Linked DNA regions of Homo sapiens: region 1 is linked to region 2. A link is an interaction called in ENCODE POLR2A ChIA-PET data of the cell type or tissue named here. Cell type or tissue: HepG2. All regions are shown on one strand. Links, peaks and the distances in the headings refer to the core of each region. The heading gives the core; the rest is flanking DNA.

Region 1 (4,394 bases), core at 112-4,111, 160 kb before region 2:
TAATTTTTTTTCTTTTTTTTTATTATACTTTAAGTTCTAGGGTACATGTGCACAACATGCAGGTTTGTTACATATGTATACATGTGCCATGTTGGTGTGCTGCACCCATTAACTCGTCATTTGCATTTGGTATATCTCCTAATGCTATCCCTCCCCACTCCCCGCACCCCACAACAGGCCCCAGTGTGTGATGTTCCCCTTCCTGTGTCCAAATGTTCTCATTGTTCAATTCCCACCTATAAGTGAGAACATGTGGTGTTTGGTTTTTTTGTCCTTGTGATAGTTTGCTGAGAATGATGGTTTCCAGCCTCATCCATGTCCCTACAAAGGACATGAACTCATCCTTTTTTATGGCTGCATAGTATTCCATGGTGTATATGTGCCACATTTTCTTAATCCAGTCTATCATTGATGGACATTTGGGTTGGTTCCAAGTCTTTGCTACTGTGAATAGTGCCACAATAAACATATGTGTGCATGTGTCTTTATAGCAGCATGATTTATAATCTTTTGGGTATATACCCAGTAATAGGATGGCTGGGTCAAATGGTATTTCTAGTTCTTGATCCTTGAGGAATCGCCACACTGTCTGCCACAATGGTTGAACTAGTTTACAGTCCCACCAACAGTGGAAAAGTGTTCCTGTTTCTCCACATCCTCTACAGCACCTGTTGTTTCCTGACTTTTTAATGATTGCCATTCTAACTGGTGTGAGATGGTTTCTCATTGTGGTTTTGATTTGCATTTCTCTGATGGCCAGTGATGATGAGCATTTTTTCATGTGTCTGTTGGCTGCATAAATGTCTTCTTTTGAGAAGTGTCCATTCATATCCTTTGCCCACTTTTTGATGGGGTTGTTTTTATCTTGTAAATTTGTTTGAGTTCTTTGTAGATTCTGGATATTAGCCCTTTGTCAGATGGGTAGATTGCAAAAATTTTCTCTCATTCTGTAGGTTGCCTGTTCACTCTGATGGTAGTTTCTTTTGCTGTGCAGAAGCTCTTTAGTTTAATTAGATCCCATTTGTCAATTTTGGGTTTTGTTGCCATTGCTTTTGGTGTTTTAGACATGAAGTCCTTGACCATGCCTATGTCCTGAATGGTATTGCCTAGGTTTTCTTCTAGGGTTTTTATGGTTTTGGGTCTAACATTTAAGTCTTTAATCCATCTTGAATTAGTTTTTGTATAAGGTGTAAGGAAGGGATCCAGTTTCAGCTTTCTACATATGGCTAGCCAGTTTTCCCAGCACCGTTTATTAAATAGGGAATCCTTTCCCCATTGCTTGTTTTTGTCAGGTTTGTCAAAGATCAGATGGTTGTAGATGTGTGGTATTATTTCCGAGGGCTCTGTTCTGTTCCATGGGTCTATATCTCTGTTTTGGTACCAGTACCATGCTGTTTTGGTTACTGTAGCCTTGTAGTATAGTTTGAAGTCAGGTAGCATGATGCCTCCAGCTTTGTTCTTTTGGCTTAGGATTGTCTTGGCGATGCGGGCTCTTTTTTGGTTCCATATGAACTTTAAAGTAGTTTTTTCCAATTCTGTGAAGAAAGTCACTGGTAGCTTGATGGTGATGGCATTGAATCTATAAATTACCTTGGGCAGTATGGCCATTTTCACGATACTGATTCTTCCTATCCATGAGCATTTTGCTTTTTGCCTAGAAGCAAAACTAGTGAAAATAAAAGTATAAAAATAAATACAATTTACATTAATATAAATAAATAACTTTTAAACTAAATATGGCATATAAAGCAATTGTTTAAAAACTATCCATACTCCAAATGTATTCTAAAATGTTTGCTAAAGAGAAAGGAAAAAGATGAGTCCTTTAAAAATGTTAGACTCAGGCTTGGAAAGGGCTGTAGGTCTTGAAGAGAAAAGTTAATGAATAATCTTTTGTGTCTGATGCCAGTTAGTTTTTATAACAGTTTCAAGGCTTCAAAGGACAGGAAGCTGTAGAGCAGAGTTCAAGAGAAAATTTCCATCCAGACTGGAAAAAGCAGCAGAGGGTAATCCCAGGAAAACAGTGCATATGTAAACAGAATCATTTCCTTCTTTTTGGTTTAGATTGGAAAAAAGCATGATGCTGAAAGATACTGGAAGGCAAGCAAAACCTGAGCTGGGAAGAAAAACAGAACAGAAATAGTCTCTAGCGGTCAGGTGCAGTGGCTCACACCTGTAATGGCCAGCCACTTCTATGTGAGATACTTCATATGAATAGAATCATACAATATTTGTCAATTAGTGGCTGGCTATTTCGCTTAGCACAATGTCCTCAAGGCTCATCCATGTTGTAGCATATGAAAGGATTTCTTTCTTTTTAAAGCCTGCATTACACATCATTGTATGTATATAACACCTTTCCTCTATCTATTCATTCATCAGTGGACATTTGGGTTGTGTCCACCTCTTGTCTATTGTGAATAATGCTACAATGAACATGGGATTATTTTTAAATTCTGCTTTGAATTCTTTTGGATATATACTCAGAAATGGGATTGCTAGATCATACGGTAATTCTGTTTTTTTTTTTTTTTGAGGAACCTTCATACTGTTTCCATAATGTAAAAATACCATTTTACATTCCCACTCACAGTGCATGTGGGTTCCAATTTTTCTGCATCAGTCATAGAAACAGAAAGCAGAAAAGGGGTTGCTAAGGGATGAGGTAGGGAGGAGAGGAAATTAGTGTTTAATGGGTATGGAGTTTCTGTTTTGCAAGATGAAAAAGTTCTAGAGAACTGCTGCATAACAATGTGAATATACTTAACACTACTGAACTTAAAAATGGTTAAGATGATAAACTTAATGTTATGTGTTTTGTCTTAAAAAACAGATTATGTCACACTGAAATCTTCTAATGGTTTAGCTTTATATAAACAACTGACTGCAATTATTGGTCAAATCTTAGACTTCGTTATCTATGCTTATGGAATGTCTTAACAGCTTGAACTGTGTGATTTACAGCCTCCAATTATACTCTGACATTTCTTGATTACTTCTGAAAAAGTCTTTCATTTTCAAAGAGACACATGTCTACTAAGAATTAAGATTAGTGAATTTAATAATCCTGATAAGAAAACTGAAGACTATAAGCCATTTTTTTTCTTTGACTTTTAATCTTCCATTATCAGAACAAACCAATTCTCATTGTCCATTGGACACATCTACTCCTCCCATTCACCTACTTCCTAATGGTAGAAAATTTTCAGGATTTTTTAGTTGTACAGCTGTCCAACTTGGAGGGACTTCTCAATGTGTGAAGTCTTTTTTTTTTGAGATGGTGTCTCACTCTGTCACCCAGGCTGGAGTGCAGTGGTGTGATCTAGGCTCACTGCAACCTCTACCTCCCAGACTCAAGTGATCCTCTCACCTCAGTCTCCCAAGTAGCTAGGACCACAGGCATGCACCATCACGCCTGGCTAATTTTTCTATTTTTGGTAGCGATGGAGTTTCGCCATGTTGCCCAGGCTGGTCTCGAACTCCTGAGCTCAAGGGATCCACCTGCCTCAGCCTCCCAAAGTGCTAGGATTACAGGCGTGAGCCACTGTGCCCAGCCTCAATGTGTGAAGTCTTGGTAGGGCTTTTTATTATTTAGAAAACCTTGAAATATTGAAGTTCACAACAGGTCATAAAAAACTAACACTTCCTTTCAGCCAGCTACATTAATCTTAAATCCATAATTTATTTCATATATTAAACAATACATCAAATTCATAATATATAAAATATAATTTATCATGGTTACAAAATTTCATAGCGAAAATAAAAGCAACTGGGATTACAAGTGTGAGCCACCGCATCCGGCCCATTTGGGTTTTCTTTAACTTTTTATCCCTTTTTTTTGCTCCTACTACAGACATGGAAGGTCTTCTTTAATGACGTTAACGTATACATCTGATAAGTACAATATCAGGATTTCCTGGGCCTGTTTCTCTTGTCTTTTTTTGTTTTCCCTCTTGGTGTTTAGTCAAATCTTGTCAGTTTGCATAACTGGTTATTTTTTACTGAGTTTCAGTTATTGTATATGGAAAACTGTAGAAATAACCTGAGGCTCTGGAACACGTTACCTTCCTCCAAAAATTTACTCTTCTTATTTGACAGGCAATTAAGCTAAAGGAAGATTGCTTTAAGCAGGATCGAGATGATAAAAATTAGGTTTCAGCCCTTGTGAATACTAGTCTATTTTTGGCTCACCCCTACTCCTAGGGTATATATAATTCTTCAGGGTTCCAATAAAAAGCCTGGGGTGTTTACCAGGGGCTCTCCTCCTTAGCAGCTCTCCACATTTTGCCCTTCTAGCCCCATAAGACTGCTGAAAGCCCTATTCAGTTTCTCAGCCTCTTATCCTTGCTAATTTTGTAAACAGCAATCACCTTGAGTGGTCCTAAATGTTG
Region 2 (4,394 bases), core at 199-4,198:
TAAGCTGAGATCGCGCCACTGCACTCCAGCCTGTATGACAGGGCGAGACTCTGTCTCAAAAAAATAAATAAATAAAAAGTTTACATAGGAAGGGGCCCACAAAAGTCTGAATGCTGCTCTGTTTGTAACAATAAACATGCTTTCTGCTATAACAGAAACCCACTGGCAATGGCTCCAACAGTGACAATGTTTAATTTCCCTTGTGTGAGGAAATTCAGCGTTAGTGTGGCCTCCAGGGTTGGCAGATCGAGTGCCCTTAAAGGCAAAGACTCCTTCCATCTCTCCGCTCTGCCACCTTTACTGTTGGCTCCATCCTCAGGTGTTAGCAAAACAGCTGCAGCAGTTCCAGGACACCTTCAGACTTAACAACATTCCCGGGAAAAAGAGATACTTCTGTTTACATCACTCTCACCTAGGGGTGAGGAAACCTTTCCCAGAAGGCCTTCAGCAAACGTCCTTATTATGGAATAAATGTTTGTGTCCTCCAACATTCTTATGTTGAAATCCTAACCCCCAAGGTATGTATTAGGAGATGGGGCCTTTGGGAGGCGATTAGGTCAGGTGATTAGGTGTTTGGTGCCCTTACAAAAGAGACCCCCAAAGAACTCTCTTCTTATTTTGTTTTTATTTTTTTAGAGACAGGGTCTTGCTCTGTCACCCAGGCTGCAGTGCAGTGGCACTATCATAGCTCACTGCAGCCTTGAAATCCTGGCCTCAAGTGATGGTCTTGCCTCAGCCCCCAAGTAGCTGGAACTACAGGTTCTCACTATGTTGCCCAGGTTGGTCTTGAATTCCTGGCTTCAAGCAATCCTCCTGCATTGGTCTCCCAGAATGTTGGTATTACAGGTGTGAGCCACAGTGCCTGGCCCCCAGAGAACTCTCTAGCCCTCTTTCTGCCAAGTGAGGTCACAGCAAGAAGACAGTCAATGAACCAGGAAGCAGGCCCTCACCAGACACCGAATCTTCCCATCCTTTGATCTTGGTTCCCAGCCTCCAGAACTGTAAGAAATACATGTGTATTGTTTAAACCATCCAGTCTATGGTATTCTGTTATAGCAGCCTGAACTGACTAAGACGGTCCCTTTCATCTCACTGAGCAGGGCTGGAGCATATCTTCATTCCTAAACCAACTACTGGCAAGAAGGATGGAATGAATGTGATGGGCTAAGATCAATCATGTGGGGTGGAAGAGTGCTTAGGGAGTCAACCCTATGCCTTCTCTAGAAGTCTTCCTCCGGGAGGTGGGAATTGAAGCTGAAAGCATGGATGAGCTCACCCAGAGAGTGTTCAGAGGGAGAAGCACAGAGGACCTAGGCGCTTCAGTTGAGCTGGAAATCCAGCTCAACTGGAAGGCTACAGAGGCAGACACCGAATCAGTTACGGCTCCTGCTGCAGAAGGGCTTCCTGTCTGATGGAAGGGACCGCCATCAAATACAGTTACAGATGGACCCAAAGTGTAGTTGGGTCAGCCTGTGACAGTAAACTGGATTGAAGTCCCAGTTGTGTATTAATAACTGTTTGACTTTGGGCAGGTTACTTAAGCTCTATGGCTCAGTTTCTTCCTCTGTAAAGCACCCTATACATAGTAAATATCAAATAACTACAGTTATTATTGTCCACATGATTATGATATTTAGGTGGTGGGAGGCCAATGGATGGGATCTAAGCAGGAAAGCGTCCTAGTCAGCTTTACATTTCAATCAGGTAGCTTGGGCAGCCTGTGTTCTGTCCCTGCTCAGAGGTACCTCTTACCCTCACTGAGTTTCCATCCATCTTCCCCCAGAACTGAGCCCCACCAGACCCTTTCAGGCCCCAGCAGCATCTCCACAAACTCTCTCTGTTGATTTTAGCTGTGCTTCTGTGCCTCGGAATCAGGATGAGTTACTGAGTTACTGTCCCTCATTTCACCTCTGTCCACTTGGCATTGTTGCCGCTCCAAGAAATTAGTCAGGTTTATTAAGCACGACCTCTCTTTTGTGAGCCCTGTTCCTGGCCTGCTGATCTGTACCTGTCTGCTGCTCTCCTGGCTCGGCTCAACTGGAGAGGCCTCAGCCTCCATTACTGCTTTGGTGGGGGCAGGGATAGGCGGCCGGGTGGTCACATCTTTTGTTTGCAAAGACTGACGCACCAGGCTGGATCACAGACAAAGGCAGGACGCTCTGCTAGAGTGAGCACAAGGCCCTTTGTTGCCATGGCTGTGGAAAAATAGGAACAAAAAGGATAAATGTTGCATCAAAATATGCTAATAATTAACACTTAGCACCATGGATATAAAAAGCACTTAATGCTAAATTACAATAATCATAATAGCTAGTCTTTATTCAGCCCTACTCCATATGGCACCATGGTTTGGTAGCTTAGTATGTGTGAGCTAGAGCCTAAGTGCTTGGGTCCAAATCCTGGCTCTGCTATTTACTAACTCTGTGACCTCGGGCAAGTTACTCAAGCTCTCCTCTCTCAATCTTTGCATCTGTAAAGCACAGATAATGAAAGTACACAGCTCATAGGGTATATGAGTTCACACCATGCTTAGAAAGCACTTCAACATGGCCTGCCACATCATAAGCACTCAATGAATATTTTATTTTTATATACATTTTTATAGACATTGATCAGCAAATTTAGACCTCAAAACAAACTTGTGACATAGATATTATTATTCCTATTTACCAGTTGAGGAACTCAAGACTCAGAGAGGTTGAGTAACTTTCCCAAGGTCACCCACCAAGAAAATAGCAGAACCCAGTTGTGTCTGACTATAAAGTCCTGTGCTTTCCACCGCACCAGGTGACTGTCTTCCATGAGCTTCTGGCAAGAAGCCCCAGGTCAGTGTAAGGGTACACTGTTGATGACTGTCTCACAGTTCCCTCTTCCCTTTAGTCACAGTTGGAACACACTAGGTGTTTTCAGAATGAAGGACACAGGAGTCCCGAGTACAAGGCAGCATCATCAGTCGTTTCTGTCCACTCCAGCCCTGCATTATGCTCAGCCTGCCCTAGAATGTGCAAGGCCCAGTTCTCTGATAGAAGATGGAAGGCCAGCTGTGGAAGGACAGAGACATGACCCAGCTCTGATGAGGACTTGCTCAAGCTCCACCTGTCCGATGATGTGGCTAGCTGAGTGGAGCCACAGGGCAGAAACTGGCCACACCACAGGGCAATGGGTCACACCAGACACAGGGGCTGGGTAGGTCTGGGGCCAAGGTGGCCTTGGCAGATTTTTGCACCCTAAGACTCTTGGACAGAGTCAAGGAAATGCAGTGAACCTGCACAGCCTAAAGCCCACTGCATTTCAATAGCAGCTCCCTGCTAGGGAACTTAAGATTCCTGAAGGATGTTTGTATTTTGTTTTTTAATATGAAGGAATCCCAGAGTCTGGCTTATTACACTTCCTGTGGAGGGGACATCTGGCTGCCAGGCCACTGCCCATCACAGTCAGGCCTTGGTCCATACCTGTACAAAAGCAACTTTTGTTCACTATTCAAAAGCAGCTCAATTCCTAAGTGACTGCCTGGGCAAAATAAAACTCAGCCTTACAATGTCCCTGGGAAGGAGAGAAGCCTGGCTATACAATTAACTGCAGTCATTCACTGAGCATGACCCTGGTCACAGCCCCCACCCAGCACTTGTCCCTCCAGTTTATGGCTAACTCTCGTGCTCTCCCATGTCCAGAAGTCCCTTTGCAATCATATGAGAGTGGGCTAGGTCCATCCTGGACTCTGGGAAACATAGCCCTGGCTCCTCAATTAGAACCCAACTTGGTGTCAGAATAAGGGCCCATGAAGGAGCCTCCCTGGATGTCCCCAGGCTATGTCCACATTTAGCTCAAGGTGGCAGAGCCCACTCATGAAAGGACAAGCAAGCTGTCAATGCCATGTGCCCATCCCCTTCCCCAAGCCCTGATCACAGGCCCCCTTCCTCAACCCCTTCCACCCACACCTGCCTCTTGCTTCCCATTCATATCCCTGGGTTCCCAAATGAAGATTAGAGCAGCAGAAAAATGGCCAGGCTGCAGGTTCAGGGAAAATCACAGGAGCTCTGTGGTTGAACAGACATGGGTTTGAATTTCACCACTTAACACCTGTGTGACTTGGGCTGGTTACTTAATCTCTGAGTCTCAGTTTTCTCATTTCCAAAAAGGGAGTAAACTGTACTCTTAGGATTTCTATAAGGATTAGAAACAATATGTGTAAGTGTGTTATACCCAGTGGCACTCACTAAATGGTAGCGATTGCCTGGCAAAGGTGAGTCTCTTTATATTTATTTACAGTGTAAATACTGTTTCTCTCTTAATTCTTACAATCACCAGGCTGCATGCAGGGTCTGCCCACCACAGATGTTGCTGTGAGGGGCTTGGCTGGGTTGAAGCTAAGCCCTCTTGCTGGGCATAGACCT

What was found. Peaks named below come from ENCODE experiments on the same cell type or tissue, not always from the same donor. Only the 100,000 strongest peaks of a DNase experiment are listed, where the experiment ranks them.
Region 1: POLR2A ChIA-PET joins it to region 2 with 5 read pairs; 1 of 35 experiments calls an interaction of 5 or more read pairs at or near these places.

The regions. Positions count from the first base shown.
Region 1 is chr1:45,132,605-45,136,998 of GRCh38, forward strand. All of the region lies in intron 1 of ZSWIM5 (zinc finger SWIM-type containing 5), which reads right to left. Among named protein-coding and RNA genes, the nearest start is that of ZSWIM5, 72 kb to the right of the region's middle. RefSeq lists an enhancer at 1,833-2,127. In HepG2, for the core only: no CTCF peak of the experiment used is centred there; a DNase peak (open chromatin) is centred at 1,977.
Region 2 is chr1:45,295,744-45,300,137 of GRCh38, forward strand. It overlaps LOC105378691 (a long non-coding RNA gene), which reads right to left. Exons shown (of 3, transcript XR_947287.4): 2 at 2,009-2,195; 3 at 69-999. Among named protein-coding and RNA genes, the nearest start is that of LINC01144, 6.0 kb to the right of the region's middle. In HepG2, for the core only: no CTCF peak of the experiment used is centred there; DNase peaks (open chromatin) are centred at 2,128 and 2,448; H3K4me3 peaks cover 372 bases.